Regions from separate parts of the Mus musculus genome. Here region 2 is linked to region 1. The links are chromatin contacts, found by Hi-C or POLR2A ChIA-PET in ENCODE. All regions are on one chromosome and are shown on one strand. The core of a region is the stretch at or near the end of the contact, and the rest is flanking DNA. Distances in the headings are between cores, read along the strand shown.

Region 1 (5,449 bases), core at 1,068-3,567:
TTTCATTCAAGGACATGTGATCCCGGAAATAAGGGGAGCTGGCAGCCAGTACTACTTTGTGAGCCCGAAAAGCTTGTCCTTGCACATTGACCACAATATCACAGAGCCGGCCTTGCATTCGTAGCTGGTTGAGATGGCTCAGAACAGAGTTGCTGAAGTCGGGGATCTCCAATTGTATGTTCCCACTTTTCTCCATGGTCATGCCTGAAAGCACAGGCAGACATTCAACCCTGCTGAAAGAGCAAAGCACAGTCTTAGTACTAGTTTGACTCCCTTTGTGCTTTTTAGTTCAAACATCCCTACAAATGGAAAATCTTTCCATGAGTGCCAGCTACACATACGTAATTTTAGCGCTTGGAAAACCGAAGAGGCAGGAGAATCATGAGTATGGGCTAAATAAGTGAAATCTTGTCTCAGGGAGAAAAAAAGAATTCTTCATATAGAAAGAGAGATCTTCCTTATGTTTGGATGTAGAAACAGAATTGCCAGCAGGTGTTTTGTTAGTAATAAGGCTGGCCTCAAACTCCTGATCCTACCTCCTAAGTGCTAGGATTACTGTAAGCTGCCGAGCCTGGTACAAGGTATTTTAGATTTCACTGTAAAATGTAATTAACACACAAAAAAGTGACTGCTACACTGCGAAAAATTCAAGCTATGCCCATACTTTATTAGTAGACTATATAAAATAAAGACAGGAGTTCACTAAGAAGGGGCATCAAACACATACAGATTGGGTATAAAGTCTAATATCCTACATGAATGGTCGCTATTATCACTACTTTTCCCCATGAGACAGTGTCCCTCTATATAGCTCTGGATGCCCTATAACTTGCTCAGTAGACCAGACTAGCCTGGAACTTAGCGATCTACCTCCAGGAATGCTAGAATTAAGCCACCCACCAGATATTTGTTTTTGACAGGGTCTATGAAGCCCAGGCTATTCCTGGAACTCACTATGTAGACCATCTGGTTTCTAACTCAAAAAGAGCTGACTGCTTCTGCTGAGATTAAAGAATGCTCGTGTTAGAGGTGTTTGACTACCATGCCCGATTAGGCCCATATTTTTAAGCTTACCAGTTTGAGCTCCCACTTTTTGAATATGGGACTCTGAGGTGACTCTGAGAAACATTCCACAGCCCTGTCAGCATTCAATTCACATGCAGAGAATTTGTGGCCTAGTTGCCAGAGTTAGCAAAAACTAAGTAATACTTTTTCTCCCCAACAAACTTGAAACTTGGGTATTCCAAAGTGGTGATGCTACTTTGACTGGGAAAGTTGGTTTCCCACAGCTGCTGACAAAAATAAAGCCTGAAATTTCACACCACAAAGACTGCAATTGCATCAAATAGTCTTAATTAGTTGAGGGTAGTTCCAGTATACCACAAGGATTTAGGCTCACCGTGCATCCAATGTTTCTCTAAATTTATGAGACTACACAGCACACCAGGAAGTAGTCCGGACAAGCTCACTTTATCACCTCGCATTTACAATACACTTATTGAGTAAACAGGTAAGTGCAAACACGGCTTTCAAGACGCAACTTTAACCAATCTGACCTTTTTCCAAAGCGTTATTGTTTGTTTTGAAACTTTTAATCCATTAAGTGCCTCTGTCGATGCCATCACGAATTCAGATGTTTATTTTGGAGCCTACACCAGCGCCTTTTTTGTTTGCTCTTTCCAGCGATTCCCCAGTGAGGAGGAAGCCCCTGGAGTAAAGTCTTTCTCTAGCGTCGGCACTGAAGGGGCGAGAGCTGTAAAAGGGAGAATCGGGAACGCTGGGGTTGGCCAGTCGGGTACTGGGGAGGCCTCTATCAGTGTCAAGAAGCATGGGAAAAGGGGGACCTGGCTAAGCGAGGAGGTGGCACAGATGCCGGGAAGCTCGACAGGAGCAGAGCCCCGCGGCAAGGGAGTTGCGGGCGCACAGGTGAGGCGCGGGACCGGGAAGGGGGCGGCGCCCCGGGATCGGTCTAGGGCGGCGGAGGTTGCCGGGGCGGGGGTGTGTCTGGGTGTGGCCCCGGCGCGCGCGCGGGGTCCTGAGGGAGGGGCTCGCCAAGGGGGCGGGCCCGCGAGCTCGACAGCCCGGAGCCAAAGGGGCGGAAGGTCGCCGAGTGCTGGGAGGGGAGGTGGGGCAGCGACTGAGCGCCGCAGGAGCTGGCTGCAACCCAGACGCGGCCCGGGAGCGTCGGGTATGAGCTAACGGGGCGGGGGTGCGGGGAACGAGCCCAGTCAAGGAGCAGCACCTACCTCCGGGGGTGGAAATGGGCCGGAATGGGCCGGAACACCGTCCCGGAAGTGAAACCCCCCGCCCCCTCCTCCGGAGCGAGCGACGTGCCGGAAGGAAATCAGTCACCCTCACCCCGCCCCACCCCCAGCGCTTTCCTTGCAGGAGCCCCCTCCCCTCAGCCTGTACTCCTCAGGGAGGCGGAGGGCGGGCCTATCGTGCCCGCGGCAACTCCGCCCTCCGGGCTCTCGGGGGCGTGGCCAGAGGGAAAGTTTTGTGGGCCTGAAGAAGGTGGGGCTTGAGGAGGAGTCTGAGGGCGTGTGAGGGGCGGGGTTTAAGTGGACGCAGCAAGCAGCTTTGCGTCTTGACGTCACGAAGACCTTATATACTCGACTCAGCCGCCATCTCAGCCTTTCGGAGCTGTGCGGCATTCTGAGCAGGTATGCAATTTCCTGAGTATGTTATGGCTTCGGGCCTTGGAGGCTGAAGCACTGGAAGCTGGTGGGATTCCCGGCGCAGCCGGTGAGCTTAGTTCAGGGCACAAGCTGGAAACTTTAGGAGGTTGGTTCTGCGTGTATTTGTGACATAAAATAGCATTGGGTTTTGGTCTGGACACCAGACAAAGACGACTCAGCATGCGTGTTCATGCTATGATGAAGGCTATGTTGGTAGGGACAACTGAGCTTGTTGATGAATACCAACGATTCTGATGGCAGAGCATGCTGAGTCACCTCGTGCACGGTTCAACGGGGGTGGAATGCGAAGCCACGCGGTGTTTCTTTCGCGATCACCATGGGATGAAGGCTTTTGCTAGAGATTGCCAGCAGGCCTTAGTCACTAACAAAGAGGACGATTGCTCTTGGGAAGTACCTGGATTAGAGACTTATATGTAACTGCTGGATATGTGCAACTCAACAGTGCCTATGTGGACGGAGTTCTTTGTAAGACAGGTCCATTTTGTGGAAGTAGAACTACTAAAGATTAACATTTTTCTTAGGAATGGCAGTGTGGACCTCTGTGATGGGACATCTTGTGGGATCTCACAGCCAGGTAACTCAGTGGGGGAGGGGCATGACTAGAACATAATGACCACAAAGCCCATGATGGTATGAGAGTAGTGGACAGAAGGGATTTCTGAAAAACACTTTTCTGAGGCTTTAATTCAGCTACTGGAAAGGGTTTAGTTCCGTGAAGAAGGGGACTGACTGTTCACATCTCTTATTTCCAGTTCTGTGGCAAAGGAGGATGAAGGCTTACGAGGTGAGTACTGAATAGTAATGAGAAGTTAGGTTGAAAGGACAGTGCCACAATGATGACATCATATTTGCTACTCTTGACAGCTGGGGTGACGATAGCTTTAAACCACCATGATTATAACTGAGGCACACAAAATAATGATTTGGGGGCTACTTACAGAGTAAGCAGTTTTTACATAAAGATTCCCCCCCCCCAGGACTCGTCAGGAAGCTGGATAACAGAGCGAGCGCAATGTAAGCAATTTTGTGTGTGCATGTGGTCCCATTACAAGGAATACCCAATGGCAAATGAGCACTAAAGATCCCTCAACCCACACATTGAATGTATTGTTCCCTGAGAGCAATTGTAGATAGAGGAGTGGGTGGGAAGTCTGAAGTCAGGGCATTGTTTCTGCGTATCTGAGGAGGCTGGTTTTTGATATGTGGGAGCTAGTGGTCGTTAACGCATTTACCCCCTATTTGGTGGACTCTGGTTCCCCCATCTTAAGTGCTGAGTCAGGGGCCTAACCGGGCAGCTTTAACTATTTGTTTGTTGTAGGTGCTAGAATAGAAGACCAGAAAATGAAATGGTAAGTCAAACTAAAGGAATTGTAGATGCTAAACAGGCTTGGCTTTGTTGCACTCTGCCAAATACTGGCCACGTGTTCCATCCTGGTCATAGCTGAACACAGCCTGCATGATGACGAACAAATACTGACTACCTGAAGATCTTATTAGCTCTATCTGATGGTGGGCTTCCTTGACATTTATTGTGGGGCAAACTCAAATCTGTTGACTGCATTGAAAAGCTCTTTAATGTTTTTTTCTAGGTGGAGTTTGAGGCTGGATAGACAGTTTGAAAGGTAAGTATTGAAAAACACTTGAATTTGGGTCAGTACAAAGGGACATGCAGAGACTTTGAATCATCAAAACTCCAGCATGCATTGTCTTACGGATGTTTAGATAGGTGTGTTTTGGACAACACTCTGGGTTCTTGTAATGATGTTGATCAAATGTCTGAGCTGAAAATAACTTGTAGACAATTTTTAACACTGAAGAACCTTGTGGCAGGCAACTAAGAATAGTCGAATGATGTTTAGCATATTTGTAAGAGGTATTTTCTTTTAATTCTAGTTAACTGGTTGCATGCTTGTTCATTTGGCTGGCTTGCTTGGGTAAGAAGCCATTGGGGGCCTTGAATTCCCTCCAGTCATTTGCAGTATTTACTGCATAACATTTAGCTTTTGAACATGCATGTGCTACCATCAGTACTAAATGGTGCCTTAAATTTTTTTCAGGTACAAATAATGGTTTGAATAAAGAAAGGTAAGCATTGTAAGTTTGGTATTTACTATATGAATTAAGGTACTGTTAGTGATGATCAATAAAGTTAAACAGATGGGAATCTCTCTGAATAAGATTGAAGATTGATTGTTAAGCTGAAACAGTATTTAAGGACATCAGTAAATATACTTTACAAATACATATTTCTAAACGGAGTGTAATTTCTTACAGGTATTAATGGGTCACCTCAAGTGAAGGCACTGCAAACACAATGGTAAGTCTTTGAAATGTGCATGTATTAGTTACTTTCAACCCCTTCCAAACAAGCCGATACCATGATGATAACATAGTTCAGCAGACTTAACTCTGATGAACAATCATGTCTTTCGCTCCTATCTGATGTATCTGGCTGTAATGTTTTAAAGAGTTTTCCTTGAATAGTATTAGGAAATACAAGATAAGAGTCCCAAGTGATGAGGCCAAAGCCTGATGCTAAGGTGGCATGTGCTGTGCCACTGACTTAACCCAGTAGGACAATTTTATTGTGAAAAATACATAAGTTCCCTAGGGTATGACGATTGAAACTATAAATCTCAGGCCTCTTGGCAAGAGAATTGATGTGAGCCCATGGAGACTAGTGAAGACAACTGAACACTGAGAGAATAGTGTGAAATAAAATGAAGATAAGTAACTGCACTAATTATTTT
Region 2 (5,449 bases), core at 2,033-4,532, 36 kb after region 1:
TATTAGTTAAGAAAATAAAAATATTTTTCACTGGCTTAAGTCCTCACAAGAAAATTTTATTAATTTTGTAAACTTTTCTTTCACATAGTATAATCCAAAGATAATACTGTAGAGAATTAGAAACATTTGATTGGGCATATTCCTCCCTAAATAGAAAGAGATAATATACAATTTTTAAAAAGATTTATTTATTATATGTAAATACACTGTAGCTGTCTTTAGACACATCAGAAGAGGGCATTAGATCTCATTATGGATGGTTGTGAGTCACCATGTGGTTGCTGGGATTTGAACTCAGGACCTTTGGAACAGCAGTCAGTGTTCTTAACTGTTGAGCCATCTCTCCAGCCCTCTTCTTTTTTTAAAAAGATTTATTTATTTATTATATGTAAGTACACTGTAGCTGTCTTCAGACACTCCAGAAGAGGGAGTCAGATCTTGTTACAGATGGTTGTGAGCCACCATGTGGTTGCTGGGATTTGAACTCAGGACCTTCAGAAGAGTAGTCAGTGCTCTTAACCGCTAAGCCATCTCTCCAGCCCTCTTCTTTATTTCAAATAGTTTATTTATAAAGGGAAAACCAGGGCTGGAAAGGTGGCTCAGAGACTTAGAGTGCTTCTTGCTCTTCTAGAGGTCCCAGCTTTAATTCCCAGCACCCAGATGGCAGCTCACAACTGTTGGTAACTCTAGTTTCATGGAATTAGACACCCTTTTCAGGCCTCCATAGGCATCAGATATGCATACAACCAAACATACATACAGGTAAACTACCCATAGACATAAAATAAACATAAATACCAAGGGAAAGAGAAGCGACCACCAATGTGCGTTCTCTAGGCCTTTTGGAAAGCAAAGAGGCATTCCTTTGTGACTCTACAAGGATGATACTGCAGACATTAAGGGAAAGAATACAGTTTAAAAAAAATGCTCCAAGAACGTTACTATGGCAAAGCTGTAAGAGTCTACACTGTCACTCAGCACAATGTCGACGGTTATATACAAGCAGTTTAAGAACATGATTCTTGTCAAGACAATTAATGTTTGCATCCAGCATGCTGAACACTCTAAGAGCCAAGGTAGCGTCTTTCATGTGACAAACATCAACCCACATTTTGAACTTCTTTAGAGAGTTAATATGCTAGTATGCTTCAGAACAGAAGAGAGGAGCAATAAGAAACACAGCAATGAATGGGCTTTGAGCCTAATGGATGACTGCTCCCAGTTTTAAGCTTTTTTTTACTTACATTTTGAATGAAGTAAACTTGTTTTCCTATGCTTCTGCAGCTTCATAGCTGCCTCACAGAATCCTAGTCTATTCCCACTTACTGCTTATGAGTTTTGTAAACTCTGCTCAGGATTATTTCAGTCCTCCGGTGGGTCACGTTTTATCGTTATTCCCTTTAACCGATATTAGTACTTACTGGGAATAACACTATTAGACTTTTTCAAAACAAAACAGAACGGAAAAGGCAGTGACTTCCGAGAAATTACAAAAGTGGCAAATATTATTCTCTGCCTGGATAAAAACTAGCAAAGGTTGGAACTATTTGGGAAAACGACCTCCATGTATTCCTGAACCATTTTCTTCAGTTTACCTGCGGTACTGAATCCATCCACACAGAGTGACTTCTTGGCCTAAGTGGGACGAACGCAACTCTCCACATGTGTTGGTCCGAGCAACAAAGCTACTGAATTCTTTAAGAAGAGAAGGAAAAAGCACTTTAAAAGGCATCAGTAAGAATGTTTGTAGTTTTCTTTAAAAATACTCTCCATTCATGATGTATCAGCTCTTTCAGGTCAATGGGTGAAGTTGTAAAAATTTTAAATTAGATGTGTGTGTGTGTGTTTATGTGTGCGTACCCACAGGTATGTGGGCTCACATGCCACGGTGCCCCTGTGGAAGTCAGAGGACAACTTGTTGGATTCTGTTCTCTTCTTCCATTCACAGTGTGAGTTTTGGGAGTCAACTCTGGTACTCAGGCTTGGCAGGAAGTGCCTGAAGCCACTGAGCCATCTTGTAGGTCTGATGTAGTTTATAAAATAGCCTAGATTATACAATATCCCTATTGTGTTTACCTGCACAAGTGTCAAGGCCCAAGCAAATAACTGCCCCAAAGGAAAATTTTGCCTTCTGTTTAAAAATCTAAACCTTGTACATAAACTAGCACTTGAAGGGACATAAAATGGTAGCTGTCCATTTTGGTAAGTGACATATAATTTTAGAAATTACCTGCTTGACAGTGCAGTTAGTATTTAACTTTAGTACAAGTATAGTTTATAACAATCATTTGTAAATCAATAAACTATTAGAAAAGATTTTATTTAAATTATTACTTTAGTTTTTCTACTAATAGTATACACTACACAGGCTATCTACTTTTTTTTTATAATCAAGGGGGGGACCTTAATTATAACTAATCAAGAGAATGAATGACCTGGTATTAAAATGCAGTTAGAATCAGGGAAACAAGCTGTCAAAAACAGGCGGAAGCTCGTAGCTGCCTTCACCTGGAATTCTTTGTGAACTCAACGCCAGATTTCTGGAAAGAGAACCCCAGATTGGCCGCATGGTCTTCCCGATGGGTCTGGATAAACCCCTGCATAGACGACTTAACCAAAAACCAAGATACATGTTGAAGTCCCGGGATCCGGAGAGACAATCACGAATCCCACGCTGCAGGTGTGGTGGTGCTCAAAACTCGGTTTTCGGAATACCTGGGAACCCTTAAAATTCTAGTTCCCACGCAAATGCATCCAGACCCTGCTCCGCTGAACGTTCTAGTATCTACAAAGTAGATTGACCTGCAAGGTCTCCAGAGACCTTAGGTGAGTGGGTAGGGGGAAAGCCTTTGCTTCCTTCAGTGCATCAGTTCCCACTTTAATTAAACAAGGCTGAGCCCCGAAGATGCCTCAACAGCAGCGCCAGTGCCAGAGCGCCCCAGCCGGAAGGCCGGCCACCAGGCGCGCGTCCTCCCTTTATTCCCACGTATCTCGAAGGTGACCAGGGCATAAGCAGAAATATAAGGAGGTGCAGCCTCGTGTTTCAACTTTCCCAAACCTGGCGGCCCATCCTGGATTTTCCTGAAAGGTGAAGACGAACAAATCCAAACAGCTCTGAGGTTCAAACCCAGACACAAACCACATCCACAAGCCAGTCCCTCTGACGCCCGGCGAGCGCCAAAGTTACGCAAGGATTCCGGCCAATCAGGACGAGGGCGCCTCCGCCATGTTTATTGTGGGCGGCAGTATGCGGGAAAGTTTCGCACCGGTTGGAAAACGGAAGAACAACGCGGCGCAATAGGGGATTGGGAATTTGAGGCTATTGATTGAAGCCTTCCAAGCCTTGCCCTCAGTTAAAATGACGACTTCAGTTGCTTTCAGTTACGTGAAATCGGAGGGCCACAGGCGAGGCTTTCCGAGTCGGCCGCAGGGCAAGTCGGGAAATGATTTTAAACTGGAGGGCGTGGCGTGTGTGGAAAAGCGCCTAGACGAGCGGAACTTTCAAGTCTACCTTTGATCCCCGGAGAGCTCCGGAGAAGGGTCTTTGGGGACTCCCTGTTTTTCGTGGGCCGGCGCCAGCTTCCGAAGAGCGAGGATCATAGAGCCGGGCAGCTTGGGAAGCCGAGCTGTCTCTCCCGGGGGAAGTCGCAGGTCTTGCTCGAGCCTGAGGGAAGCTAGGTTCACTCCAGGACTCCTGATGTCTCTTCTGAACTCACCGGGGATTGCTTCGGTTCTCTCTTAAGCAGTCATTTTGGCCACTTTCTTCTTCTTAAAAAACCAAAACCTTTCGTCTCGACGTAGTCTTGGAGCAAAACTTGAAGGATGATTCGTGAATCCGGAGTGGATGACAGTGTCTTTACGACATAGTTTTGGTAAGAGCTTTTGGGTCCTCGACTGGCCGTGTACTGCATTTCTTTCTGTTGTGTGACTGTTGTCTTTGCAATGCTTTTGTGTATTTAAGATGTGTACAAACGGAAGCTAACGTCAACGTGAGCGTTAGTATGGGAGCAGTGGGTTGACTTTTGTGGCAATATTGCAGTGACTAACTCAGGGACTTTCTTCATGGACTAACCACAAGAAAAACTACTGAGTTTTAGTTGTGTGTTAGGAACTGAGTACAAGAGAATTTGATGAGAGATATAGTTCCGTGGATACTAGAAAGAGGCTGATAGGACCCTTTGCCACGGGCATAAGAGTCAAAGGAGGCGAAGAATTGAGAAATTCGTAGAACCTTTCCCTCCAGTCACCTGGCAACATAGCAGCGTACTTACTAATAGGGTCGTTTGAGGAGTGAACAGTAGTACCAGATATGTCCCAGGACTAGGGAGGCTGAGGCAAGAGAATTGCCGTGAGTTCTAGGCCAACCTGGGCTACACAGAGAGACTGTCACTCGATATAAACAAAACACCCCCAAACAAAAGAATATTCGTTAAAGGCTTAATCTTTGTTAAGTGCTTACAAACATGCCTGAAAAGTAATGTATACTTAGCAGTTATTGTACTAGTTAGCCTACTTTAAAGAAAGATTCTGTATAAACAGAACTGATGAAGACTCCTATCTAAATAGCAAACAAGTGGGGAGAAGAACGGGAGGAGGTGGTGGCAGAGGGAAGACGCTGCCTTCTGAAGGAAAGTTCAGTTGATGGAAGATTTTTAACAGAGGGGTTCGGATAAGTGGGACCTGCATGGCTGCTATGGACAGGAAGAATTTGTAAAGTCAAAAATAATAAAAAAGACTAGGAGCTCTCCTGCCAAACCCAATACTGCTCTGATGAGAAGGCCAAGGGTGTCTGTAAAGATAAAGATGTCTTCCAGAAGTTGGCCTGGGACCTCCACAGGCATAAGAGCCGAAGGAACTTCTCCTGGTAGCAGCAGCCCCAGTTCTTGGTTCCTCCTGACCCCCACTGAAGGTCCTTCTGTAAGTCCTGGAAGCAGGCAGGACAGGAGGTGGGACTCTTAATCCAAACCACCTGAAAGCAACGAGAAAGGACAAGACAGGGAGGGCCATTAACCTAAACCCACTGAGGTGCACATTAGTGGGAGGCTCACCAGGAGTGTGGCCAAGGCTCACATCATGGGAATACTTTATGCCTGTGGGAAAATGAAAAAATGCTTATTTAAATGTTGCATCCCTGTCTGTGGTGCTTTTTATTTGATTTTATTTTTTAATACTTCTGTGTGTGTGCATGTACTGTGGTGTGTGCGGTGTGGGTGCAGTGGTCAGAGGACAAGGTGCAGGGGTCAGTTCTCTCCTACTGTGCGGATTCCAGGATTTGAACTCAGGCTGTCTAACTTGAGTTTTGAGAATCCAGATAAAGCTAAGAAGGTTCCAAAGCAGGAGGAATTAATGACAAGAGATGACTGCTCCCCTAAAATAGATAGCTGGCTCTTCCAGGTGATTTACCCTCCATAGAGAATGTTGTCACCACCCTCCTGTGGCACACTACTCC

Evidence for each region. Hi-C counts contacts between places; a loop is a spot of excess contacts on that map. ChIA-PET counts read pairs that join two places held with the same protein, here RNA polymerase II (POLR2A).
Region 2: a loop to region 1 is called in a map of heart, with 4 times the contacts of the local background. The contact joins the promoter of Cenpl here to the promoter of Zbtb37 in region 1. A Hi-C loop is called at or near these places in 9 of 37 maps with a recorded cell type or tissue (gastrocnemius, heart and left cerebral cortex). POLR2A ChIA-PET finds 5 or more read pairs at or near these places in 5 of 5 experiments (Patski and embryonic stem cell).

Annotation. Positions count from the first base shown.
Region 1 is chr1:161,032,532-161,037,980 of GRCm38, forward strand. It overlaps Zbtb37 (zinc finger and BTB domain containing 37), which reads right to left and starts at 2,318. Exons shown (of 5, transcript NM_001356489.1): 1 at 2,247-2,318; 2 at 1,557-1,753; 3 at 1-230. The coding sequence starts at 202. Gas5 (growth arrest specific 5) reads left to right here and starts at 2,070. Exons shown (of 11, transcript NR_166052.1): 1 at 2,070-2,188; 2 at 3,221-3,273; 3 at 3,452-3,483; 4 at 3,677-3,713; 5 at 4,018-4,048; 6 at 4,289-4,321; 7 at 4,757-4,784; 8 at 4,974-5,016. It overlaps LOC115487643 (a small nucleolar RNA gene), which reads left to right and starts at 2,863; the gene lies at 2,863-2,942. It overlaps LOC115487678 (a small nucleolar RNA gene), which reads left to right and starts at 3,319; the gene lies at 3,319-3,380. It also overlaps LOC115487638, LOC115487644, LOC115487677, LOC115487645 and a transcript of Dars2 not described here.
Region 2 is chr1:161,067,485-161,072,933 of GRCm38, forward strand. It overlaps Cenpl (centromere protein L), which reads left to right and starts at 3,283. Exons shown (of 5, transcript NM_001159930.2): 1 at 3,283-3,872. It overlaps Dars2 (aspartyl-tRNA synthetase 2 (mitochondrial)), which reads right to left and starts at 3,176. Exons shown (of 17, transcript NM_172644.4): 1 at 2,509-3,176; 2 at 1,596-1,695. The coding sequence starts at 2,632.